Regions from separate parts of the Homo sapiens genome. Here region 1 is linked to region 2. A link is a loop called in an ENCODE intact Hi-C map of the cell type or tissue named here. Cell type or tissue: PC-9. All regions are shown on one strand. Links, peaks and the distances in the headings refer to the core of each region. The heading gives the core; the rest is flanking DNA. Region 1 overlaps UNC5C (unc-5 netrin receptor C). Region 2 overlaps UNC5C (unc-5 netrin receptor C).

The links. Hi-C counts contacts between places; a loop is a spot of excess contacts. Peaks named below come from ENCODE experiments on the same cell type or tissue, not always from the same donor. Only the 100,000 strongest peaks of a DNase experiment are listed, where the experiment ranks them.
Region 1: a loop joins it to region 2, with 2.0 times the contacts of the local background. A loop is called at or near these places in 1 of 110 quality-filtered maps.

The regions. Positions count from the first base shown.
Region 1 is chr4:95,402,290-95,407,677 of GRCh38, forward strand. All of the region lies in intron 1 of UNC5C (unc-5 netrin receptor C), which reads right to left. It overlaps LOC124900736 (a long non-coding RNA gene), which reads left to right. Exons shown (of 3, transcript XR_007058194.1): 2 at 1,557-1,655. Among named protein-coding and RNA genes, the nearest start is that of UNC5C, 140 kb to the right of the region's middle. In PC-9, for the core only: no CTCF peak of the experiment used is centred there; no DNase peak of the experiment used is centred there.
Region 2 is chr4:95,248,778-95,254,165 of GRCh38, forward strand. UNC5C (unc-5 netrin receptor C) reads right to left here. Exons shown (of 16, transcript NM_003728.4): 5 at 1,710-1,890. Among named protein-coding and RNA genes, the nearest start is that of UNC5C, 300 kb to the right of the region's middle. In PC-9, for the core only: no CTCF peak of the experiment used is centred there; a DNase peak (open chromatin) is centred at 2,174.

The sequences.
Region 1 (5,388 bases), core at 181-5,180, 150 kb after region 2:
TTCAGATTTCTCTCTTCTGCCTAGGCCTGCTGTCCTAGCATGCTAGAAGCACTGGACAGACAAGGAAGCCTTATGTTTAAGTGTGGGCTCTGTGATCAAGCACACTTCTCTCAGGGACTTATTTTGTATAATCAGCACAATCATTCTCCATTTGTTTATTTATTTAAAAAGTGCTTAGCCTTGAGGGGAATAAAAGTGCATAATAATGGTTCCCTCTGTTTCTGATCACACAGATAAATAGGAGAGAAGAATAAACAGATAATCCCAGAGGGCCTTAAAACATTATGGCACCTTAGTGTTACAGGGTAGTATTTGAGGACACATATAATATAAAGAAAAATATTTTGCAAGCTATAGCAACCCTCTATCACTATATAAATATGCTATAACACACATTTAGCAACTATGTCTCTTGATTGCAGCCTATACTTTCCTCCTCTACACTTTAGCCCATGCCATTTCTCTAGATTATTATCTGCAATTAGCTAAACCTTTCTAAATCTATTTTAAATCCTAGTTCCTTGGCAGCAATTTCTTTAGAGTCCCCTAGTCTAAAGAGATTGCTCCCTTTATTCTAAATTAAGAAACTAATAAGTCTCTTTGAGACATTTCTTCTATGGTCCTAACAGTGATCTGAATTTTCAGTGATTCACTTTTTCATGTATGAGATACTATTTCTTTAAAAATACATTGTAAGGTGTTTAAGATATCTTTTCAATTTGATGAGTATAAATTACTGCTATGTTCCATAGGATGTCAAGAACTTCACAGTCTTGGGGGAAGAAAGAGAAAATTAGACACGTGGGCCAGTAATTACTAAGTAGAACAAGGAATAAGTGTGGTAGGCAATAAAAATAAAAAAAGAGAAAAAGCTTGCATCTACTTGAGATAATCAGGAGAGGCTTTTCAGAGTAAGGCCATGAAATAAGCCTCTGAGTATTATTGAAATCCCAAAGGCAGAAACTGGAATCTGCTGGGAGAAGAACATTTGAAGAAACAGCCTGAGCAAACTCATGTTGGTAGAGCAATCTCGGGCATGTTCTTGAACAGGACAGGTGAGCTGGAACCCCGCTGCTGCTCAGTAGCTGGGAGTCACACTTGGGAACCAGCTCAGTGTGGAGATGACAAGAAGGCTTTTCATTTGATAGACAGCAGGAGGCCACTGAAAGTTTCATTTCAGGGAAGTCAATAGTACTCAATAAATACCTGCTAATACTTTCACTTTATTTCTGCTACTTTTCAAAACCTTGCCCCACTTTGGGAGCCATTGTAAATATTTTAAATATAATACCTTTATTATTGAAATAAAATAAATAGATGTTTTCCATATTCGTAGCAGCTACAGATGGATTACCATTTCCCAAGTGCATCTCCTCTGGTCTTTGTCCATCTCTATCTGGCTTACTCATCCACTGCACAGTTCTTCGGTGCTCTGTGGATCTTGTTCAATCCTTGTTTCAAGAATTTGCTTTAGGTCATAATTAAAGTAACACTGATATGTTTCCTCAGTAGTGTCTCTTGAATAATCTTTTACAATTCTCTCTTGTAATCAATAGGAGGGTATTTCCGAAGAGGCCAGTGTGGCTCACAGATGGATCGTTTTCCAGCCATTGAAAGCTACCTTGGGGGAAGGAAACTACTTAGCCTCCTGTGTGGTGAGTACATTAGACATACATAACACAATAATTAAATTGATGAACAGTCAATAGACTCTAAAGGCCTGGGAGGGAAAAACCAAAAAGCATGTAAACTTTCTTCTCTTCCATTTTTTTTGAAAAGAATCGCTTTTATTTTATATCACCAATGGACAAAAAACATAAATTAATAATGCAACTGTATACAATTCTTAAGCCATTTATAATTGCTGCTTATTTTCACAACGTTCTTGGGGAGAGGTCCAGGTATATCCCACATTTCAGTTAGATCTAACCATCAAAGGGAAATAGAATATTTTTGGACAAAACTACCCAAAGTATGTCAGAAACAAAAGTAGCCCTGAGTTATTTTGATTAGCTGCTGGTATTGATGAAACTCATTTCATTTCTGAAAGTACTGGATTAAAAAAAAATCAGCACCCAGGTATCGCTCTCCCTTTTTAAAAGCATTATAAGGTCAGGAAAATCATATTCCAAGGCCATAATGATATGCAATGAAGAGAACCAAAGTGGAGCCAGGGTTCTAGGCCAAAGCCCATGGATATAAATAGTTTTTTGCCTGTTACTATTCAACTGTATAATAATGGGCCACATACGTTCTCTGGGACACTTGTTTTCTCATTTATTAAATGAGTGTTGGCAGGGAGAATTCATCTTAATGATCTCTAAGAGTGCTACTGATGTGGACAGGACACAGGGAAATACAGATACAAGAGGGTGGTTCTCTGGCAAAGGCTTCACCCTCAAGCCTGTATATCTGCGGCCCTAAATGAGAACAGGAATTTCTGGTTTTGTACCCAAAAAGTTGCCATTTGGCCCACCATGCCCTCTATCCTGCACCCATATAAACCCTGAACCCCAAACTTCGGAGCAGAGCAGCAAGCCAGCAGATCAGCAGATGGATGGTGGAACAACGTGGCAGAGAAAGGGAGAAAAGGAGGAAGATCTGAACGCCGAGAGGAGTCTGGCTGGGGGCAGTTGAAGAGGAGTTTAGCCAGTGGGAGGCCCGACTCCTGTGGGGGATCACTTTCCCACTCCATGCCCCCCTTCCAGCTTCCCATCCATCCTGCTGAAATCTACCTCCACTGCTCAATAAAACCTTGCATTCATTCTTCGAGTGTGTGACCCGAATCTTCCGGGATGCTGGACAAGAGCTTGGGGTACAGAAAGCATCATATTGGCCCTCTGCTCTTGCAAAAAGGCAGAGCGTCCATTGAGCCCGTTAACATTCAAGCCATCTGAGGACAGCAAAGGTGAAAGAGCTTTGTAACTCTCGGGTTGCAGGCACCCACCCCTAGACACTACTGCAGAGCTGGAGCCCAAAGTACTCGCCCCGGCCTCTACATGTGCCCATCTGCATACTCCCCCTCACGGAAGGGGTTTGAGTGGTGGGAGCACTGAACAGGTGAGCCACACCTCTGTCACACGTCTTGTGGCCCTGTGAGGGGAATCAAAGAGCTCTTCCTTTTCACTATAAGCTCTAAAGCTCTATGAGACAGTTAGTCTGTTATTCTATCATTCCAGTGATCCTCAGGGGGATGACCTGGGTGGTTATCATCAGCTGCTTCATGATCTTTTCCTCCTTGCTAGTTGCTGCGAACCCAAAACAACCTGTGCCTATATTAAGCGCAAAGAAAATCCTTGAAATCTCAACATTTAAGAAATATAAGGGGTTTATTAAGAGATCTGAGCTGACTCCTCATTTTAGATGAGGAAGTAGAAGCAAATAAAAGTTACATGAACTGCCCAGGTCATATATTTGCCATGGACAGAACCGAAGTCCAGGTCTCCTGTTTTATTGCTGCGTGCCTGAACTTCCCACACGTTAGCTGTGTGTGCACCAGGCTCACAATTTCTGATATATTTTCTCACTGCCTTTACTATTATTTGTGAATATTTTCTTTGAAATGTATTAATGTTTTTACTGAGCACATTTATTATAAGAGGAAACTGTATGTCATCACAGTAAATGGAAATCAGAATCAACTGTCATCAATAGGTTACCATAATGTGAAATGAACATACAACTCTGTTTCATCATTTACTTAGATTCTTTTGCTTGCCAGAGGCCAGGGGTCCAAGGCGTCTCTGTTTGTTAAAAATGAAGATTAACAAATGTTAGGAGTTTTCCGTGGCACTAGCAAAAAATTGAGATCACTGCTTTAATGTCACGAGGACTGAAAAAAACAGGAACAAATCGACTTTTATGCTAGGTAAAGGTATGATTTCAATATTTCTTGACTCCTCAATACCATGACTTCTCACTTCATCCTGACATGAAAAACCAAATTACTGGTCCTGTTTCCCATGTCCCTGCTTTTCAGTGTTCTGCTTCCCATCTGTAGCAGTGCTTCATCTGCACTAATGTTGGGTTGGGTGAGCAGTGCCCTCCCCTCCAGTTAATGTTCTGCATTATACAGCATGGGCTTCCTGGAGATGGTGCCATGATCCATAGGTACCGTGGCAGGATTTTCAAAGACCTTGACATCATCTGAAAAGTTATTGTTTGATTCCATTAGGTCCATCCCTGATTTCATTTCTCTAAAATGAAACCTGACAACTGTAGTTTAGGCAGGGCTTATATGGGATGCAACTAGGGCAGACTTGATTCACAGTCCAAATTTATCAGTACATGGCAAAAAAATAGGTTGTATAACAAAACTAGGTCAAAACCCCTGATTTCTTTCACCGTCAGTCCCTTAAGCCACTCTACTTCATTAACAACGTTTACTCATTCTTTATTTCCAAGTTTAAATTTCTGAGTATAATTTATAGAGCAAATCAAAGACTGAGAAATAAGTGCATTATATGCTTCTGGAGAATTAAATTCAGATTCAAATCTTAAGGTTTCAAAATGTTAAGAAAAAGCAATTTATATATTTTTCAAAAGCTAGTTCACTTCAAACTATATTTTCAACAATTTCATGATTTAAAAATATGCTCACTCAAAAATGCAAACATTTGCCTTTAAAATCAAAATAATTCAGTGGTTATAGATGGCAAACTTAACAGACATAATGTTAAATGGACATTTTTAGGGGCTTCAAGAAGGAGGTATAAGTTATTGATTATACAAAAATGATTGTACTTTGCTCCTGAAATCCCCAATTCCAGTGAAGAAATAGAAAAGCTACAAACACTAGAACAAAGAGAATGGGAGAGTAGACAATAGCAGATTAAGGTTGTCAAAAACACTGAATATGAAAATAAGATGAGTTATTAAAAGCTAAAGTTTTAGATTATAAAGCTCTTATCTAGAATTTTATATGCAGCACAGTATCGATTGACTATATGAAGAGAATAAAGGTGTTTTTTGGGATACGAGGGCACTAAAATTTTACCTACTTATTCATTTTGAGGAAGATGCTAAAGGGTATGTTTCACCAGCTGTGGGGAGTAAAACATACAATGGGATGTGAGGAATTTCAAGCGGGAGGGTGTACAGTAAAAGTGAGAGGGTAGAGGCAGGGCAGTGGGCAGAGAAATCGCAGGTGGACACCTCACTTGTTCAACATTCCTGAAGCTAAAACCAATCATGCTCAGCTGAGACAAAGGGCAGGGGTCTCCAGAAGGATTGCATCCAAAGAGAAACAGACAAATTACATGATGTGTGTAGTTTTTCTGGAATTTTATGGAAGCACTTAGGGATACATTAATTTTAGTATGTAGAAATCTAAGGATGAGGAGAGAGAGAGAGGCACAAAGAGACAAGTTATTAACTTCAATTAAAACA
Region 2 (5,388 bases), core at 288-5,287:
CCTATCACCTAATAACCTCATAGTTGTTGTAACATTGTGGTGTATTACTTTACTTTTTCTACAAATGTGCTATAGCCTAAGTGTAGTGTTCATAAAGTCTACAGCAGTGTAGAGTAATGTCCTCTGCCTTCCCATTCACTCACTACTCCCTCATTGACTCACCCAGAGCAACTTCCAGGCCTGCAAGCTTCATTCATAGTAAGTGCCCTATACAGGTTTATCTTTTTTTTTATCTTTGATATCTTATTTTTATAGCACCTTTTCTATGTTTAGATATATAAATGCTTACCATTTTGTTACAGTTTCCTACAGTATTCTGTACAGTAACACAGTATACAGGTTTGTAGCCTAGGAGTAATAGGCTATACCATCTATCCTATGTGTGCAGTAGGCTATACCATCTAGGTTTGTGTGAATACACTCTATGATGTTTGCCCAGTGATGAAATCACCTAATGATGCAATTCTCAGAATGTGTCCCCATCATTAAGTGACACATGACTGACTGTACTATGAGCCACATACTTGCCAGTGGGTCTCCCCCTCCTTCAGTCAGTAAGACTCCAAGGCCCACGGAGTTTAACACTAAAACAGTGATAAAAATCTTCATTATGTTCTAAGAGGTGGTGAGGCATGGGGACATCATTCTGGAGGTAGCATAACCTCTAAATACTTCCCAGGTTGTTCAATTTCCTCTGAGACAGTAAAACATCAATAATATGAGGAACTATTAGAGGTCTAACATTGTGAGAAATATGTAAATATATAGACCAGTCTCTCAGTCTATCAAGGAGCTTAACTTTAGCTGGGGAGATGAATCTACTCATGAAATGACTAGAAAATAACTGAGTGCTAAACCACACAGGGAGATAAAAGCATATGTGCCACATCAGAATGGGGTATGAAATTGCTTAGTACTTCCAGAGAATTGATAGGTTTAGAGATGAGCTGGCTTAGAAAGGACCAGGGTGTGGGAGGAATCTTCCTAAGAAGTTGCTTCGTTGGACTTTAGCATATCGTTAGGATTAGGGCCACTTGGCCAGATAAGGCAGCCCTTATCTTCACTCTGCACACCTCTGATGGAGTGAGTAGAATGAGTTATAAGAAGCTAAAATTGCTCTAATGTATTTTGGGAATAGGTCAGCTCCCGCTTTCTGAGGGTTTGCAATGATAAGACTGAGGTGTTAGGTCCACAGAAACATCAGCAGGCTGACAGAAGCATATTCATCTTTAGAACTCAATCTAGATCTTGGTGGTGCAGGTTCTGGAGAGAAGAGGGCTTATAGAAGCAGCAGGCACTCAGGTAGGCTTCCTTCGCTTTCCTAGAAGCTGACTGAGAAAGGGCTGAGGTTGTCTGAGCCTATCCTTTCATATCAGTACGAGGAAAGCAATTAAACCTCATTGCCCCTGTGAAAAGCAGCAAGCAAGCAGCGATGGAGATTGAAAAGGAGCTTCTAGAACCGGGCATGGTGGTACATGCCTGTAATACCAGCTACTCCAGAGGATGCTGAGGTGGGAGTATCCCTTGAGCCTAGGAGGTTGAGGCTAGAGTGAGCTACGGTCATGCCATTGCACGCCAGCCTGGGTGACAGAGCAAGACCCTGTCTCAAATAATATGAAATTTTAAAAAAAGGGCTTCTAGCTTTACCGATGCCAACGAGAAACTGCAGTTAAACATGAACTAGATTGAGACCCTGAAGGGCCACTCACCATAGACTATGACAGTGGCAGTTGTACTTTTCCTCTTGGCAACAATGTTTTTGGCAACACAGGTGTAATTTGCAGTATCAGAGAGTCGGGCCTGCTTTATGATGAGGTTGTGATCAATAGTAATATAAAAATTCCGATCTTCAACGGGATCAATTATGTCTTCATTTTTCAACCATTCCACCTAAAGATAAATGAGAAAAGTAGATAAATCCTCAGCATGGATCCCCTGATGGCTGTCTGTCCTAACCTGCATTTTGTACACTTGATCTTAGCCAAAAGGCCGAGAAGCGATACCTGTGTTTTGTAATATGTACAATGTTGTTCCAGGCCATGAACTTCTGCAAACTGGTGGGAAGTAACTTTCCAAGGTCATGTTAAGTATCACTCACCTGCCAAACATGCTGATTCTGTCTGTACTACATTATTCTCAAATGTCAGTGAACCAGTTGGGAAATACAGTGTTCAAATTGTTTTCACTTTGCCCTGCAGGCACGAATGGGGAATGTGTGCTGCCAAGTTCAGAACCCAATAAAAAATAATAGGATAAGCGTTTCAAACTGAACTCAAACCTTTCACTATTTGATTTGTTTACTCTTGGCAACTTACCTGCTGCTTTTCAGAAAAGAATAGAAAGACTATTTTTAAAAGCACAAAAGGCATTTTAGACATCACATAGCTGTAATAAAATAACATTTGGATGGTTTACGTGTAGCCTCACTGAAACGTATGGATTAAATATCCCTGAAAATACCTTTCAAAATGTAGCAAAACACATAGTTGGAGATGTATCTAAGCCAAATTTTTTTTTAAGTTTTTCTACCAATTCTTAATACAATCTGAATAGCTTACAAATCATACTCAAATCCCTCCTTTTGTATAATGCTAACATTCAAATCTTTGGCTCAGGGTGTGCTTTTGGGGAACCTGACCTTAAGACATGACCATTTAAAACTACTGAACTATTTTTTTCTATGTGAATAATATTAATGTAGTAATAGTGATGTTATACTTGCTGAATAAAAAGAGGAAACATACCTGTATAAGCTGTTCTTCTGGAGGTAAACTACTTCTTATTCTGGCAGTTGCCTTTTGTTTTTCTATGCACAGTTTTTTCCATAAAGCAAAACAACAAACAACGTTGATATTTACCACACTTAAACTCTCCTTTTGCATTAGGGTGAATGTGGATACAGGTAACCTTTAGTGGTAGGGAGTCAATATTGTTGCCATTTTCAAAACCTTAAGGAGCTACTCTAGCACCACAAGACGTCTAGAAATTAATCTCTAAATCTGTCAGTGGGTTTGACATTGCACAACTCTAAATTACACTTAAGGCAGGGACTCTCAAATAATGCTCCTCTAATCCTTAGAAGAGAAGCCAACATTTATAGAGAAAAATAAAAATCAACAACAATCCTGAAATATAGAAACATATGAGGTTGTAGAGTAGAGAAACTATTTGTAATGATGTAAATGCTGAAAAAGCTAAACATTCTTGATATTTGCACTCAGGGTAGTGAGAAAAAGAATAGAATCTATTTACAACAGTGGGTGTTTTAAATATGTATTTTGTTTCCAAATACAGACTCTACATTCAGTCAGAGATATGCCTGAGTATCTCTGAGATATATACTCATATTCACTTGACCTGGATTTTCTCAACGTTTCACCCTATGTGTGGAAATACGATCCTGCTGGAAGTGCACGGGAGAAGGTGGCACAATTTATACTGTTAAAAATCTCTTTGATGATAATTAAAAGTTGAAATTAATAGTTTTTGAGTGGAATCTTTACCTAGGTTATCTATGCCCTTCTAAAGAAAGCCTCCTATCACACAAAGCATGGACAGGCTCCCTTAGTCTCAGTTGTTCTTGCATCCCTTCTACAATTTTTGTGCTCAGTGTGCTTCTCTTTCAAGTACTCATACCTGGCCCTCTTCTCTGAAGAGCAGCCCTCAGGCTCACGGATTGTTTTTGCCAAGGATTTTTTATAACTTCCCCATTAGCCCCATTAGCCATTGACTAATGGGTGCAGAAATATGACTTCTGTCTCATTGGGTCAGAATCTGAGCTGTAACTTTCCAGAAGTCCCTTGCAGGGATGAGGCTGCAGCTACATCCTTGAGACTGGACCTGAATTGACACTATTATAAATGGAGCATACCTAATCCAAAAATCTGGAATCTGAAATGCTCCAAAATCTGAAACTTTTGAGCACCAACGTGACACCACAAGTAGAAAATCCCACACATGACCTCATGACCGGTTGCAGTCAAAATGCAGGTGCGTAACACACAGTTTATTCAGCATCCCCAAGGGAATGACGGTGACACCAAACAACCATAGATTGTCCACATGAGTGACTCACATAGTGATCCCTTTGCTTTCTGATGGTTCAGTGTGCACAAACTTTGTTTCAGGCACAAAATTGTTTAACATATTATATAAAGTTACCTTCAGGCTATGTGCATAACATGCATATGAAACAAATGAATTTCATGTTTGAACTTGGGTCCCATTCCCAACATATCTCATTATGTATATGCCAGTACTCCAAAACCTGAAGTCCAAAACAATTCTGGTCTCACACATTCTGTATAAGGAACATTCAACCTGTACTAGGCTTCTTTCCTCTCCTGCTTGCTCACCCACTTACAGGGTTCTCCTGGAAGCACTTTCTTAAAAAACTACTCACATTCATACCTTTGGTTCATGGTTTGCCTCTGGAGAACCCATAGCTATTCAAAACTACGGTTCCTCCTATGTAAATGATGTCAGTTTAACAGTGATGTTATCCTAATCATAAACAACATAAAGAAGTCCCAAGGGATATTAGAAACCACTTGTTTGTATGAAGAGTTTATTACATGGAAGAAAGTGTTCAATCTGCATGGTTGACAAAAGATTTGAAGAGACATGATTGCTGGGTATATGATCTTCACTCGATTATACATAATTACACATTTGCCTTGGGTGTCTCTTGCCTGTGTTGGAGCAGTGGTTCTGACCTGAACCTCAGGACCCCTGAGAAGCCCCAGCAGTGTTTGACGACCCCTGTGGGGGACACTGCTCTCCTCCCTTAACTCCCACTTGAATCACAGAAACTCTGCTTTTATCTGTTTTCCATACTGGATTTGCTTTCACGCCTTTGTTTCAAGAAGCAAAGGGTCCTACAGCTAGAAAATAGCTGCGGGAATGAAGAGGGGGGCCCAGGACTCCTCCAGCTTCTGACAAGACCCCACAGTCCCCAACACCCCAGTGCTGCCAGCCATATCACAGCACTCTGCTTTGAGACAATCATCTCCATGAAAGGCTCAGTGAGGACTGCAGGCCGCCCCTCACCTCCTGTGCTGTAATACCAGGGGCTACACATCACCAACTCCAGAAGTCCTGACACTCTTCCATACCGCCTGGAAGACAGCATGAAAATCTTCTAACATTTTGGTCTCTTTTTAGATTGTTTCCTTTACGTTTTTCTCATACTAAAGTCTAGGTCTTTCTGATGCCATTGTTTCTTCTGAAGTCCTCTGAAGGGGTGGATGTTGATTTCCCAAATCCAATGTGCCACTGGGTCTGGGGATGGGTAAGTGCTGTGCTTGCTCAGCATTGTGTCTTTCAGACTGTTCTCTCTAAACATCTTTGCCTTGAATCTCATGTCACCAGATTATATCACCCAATTTT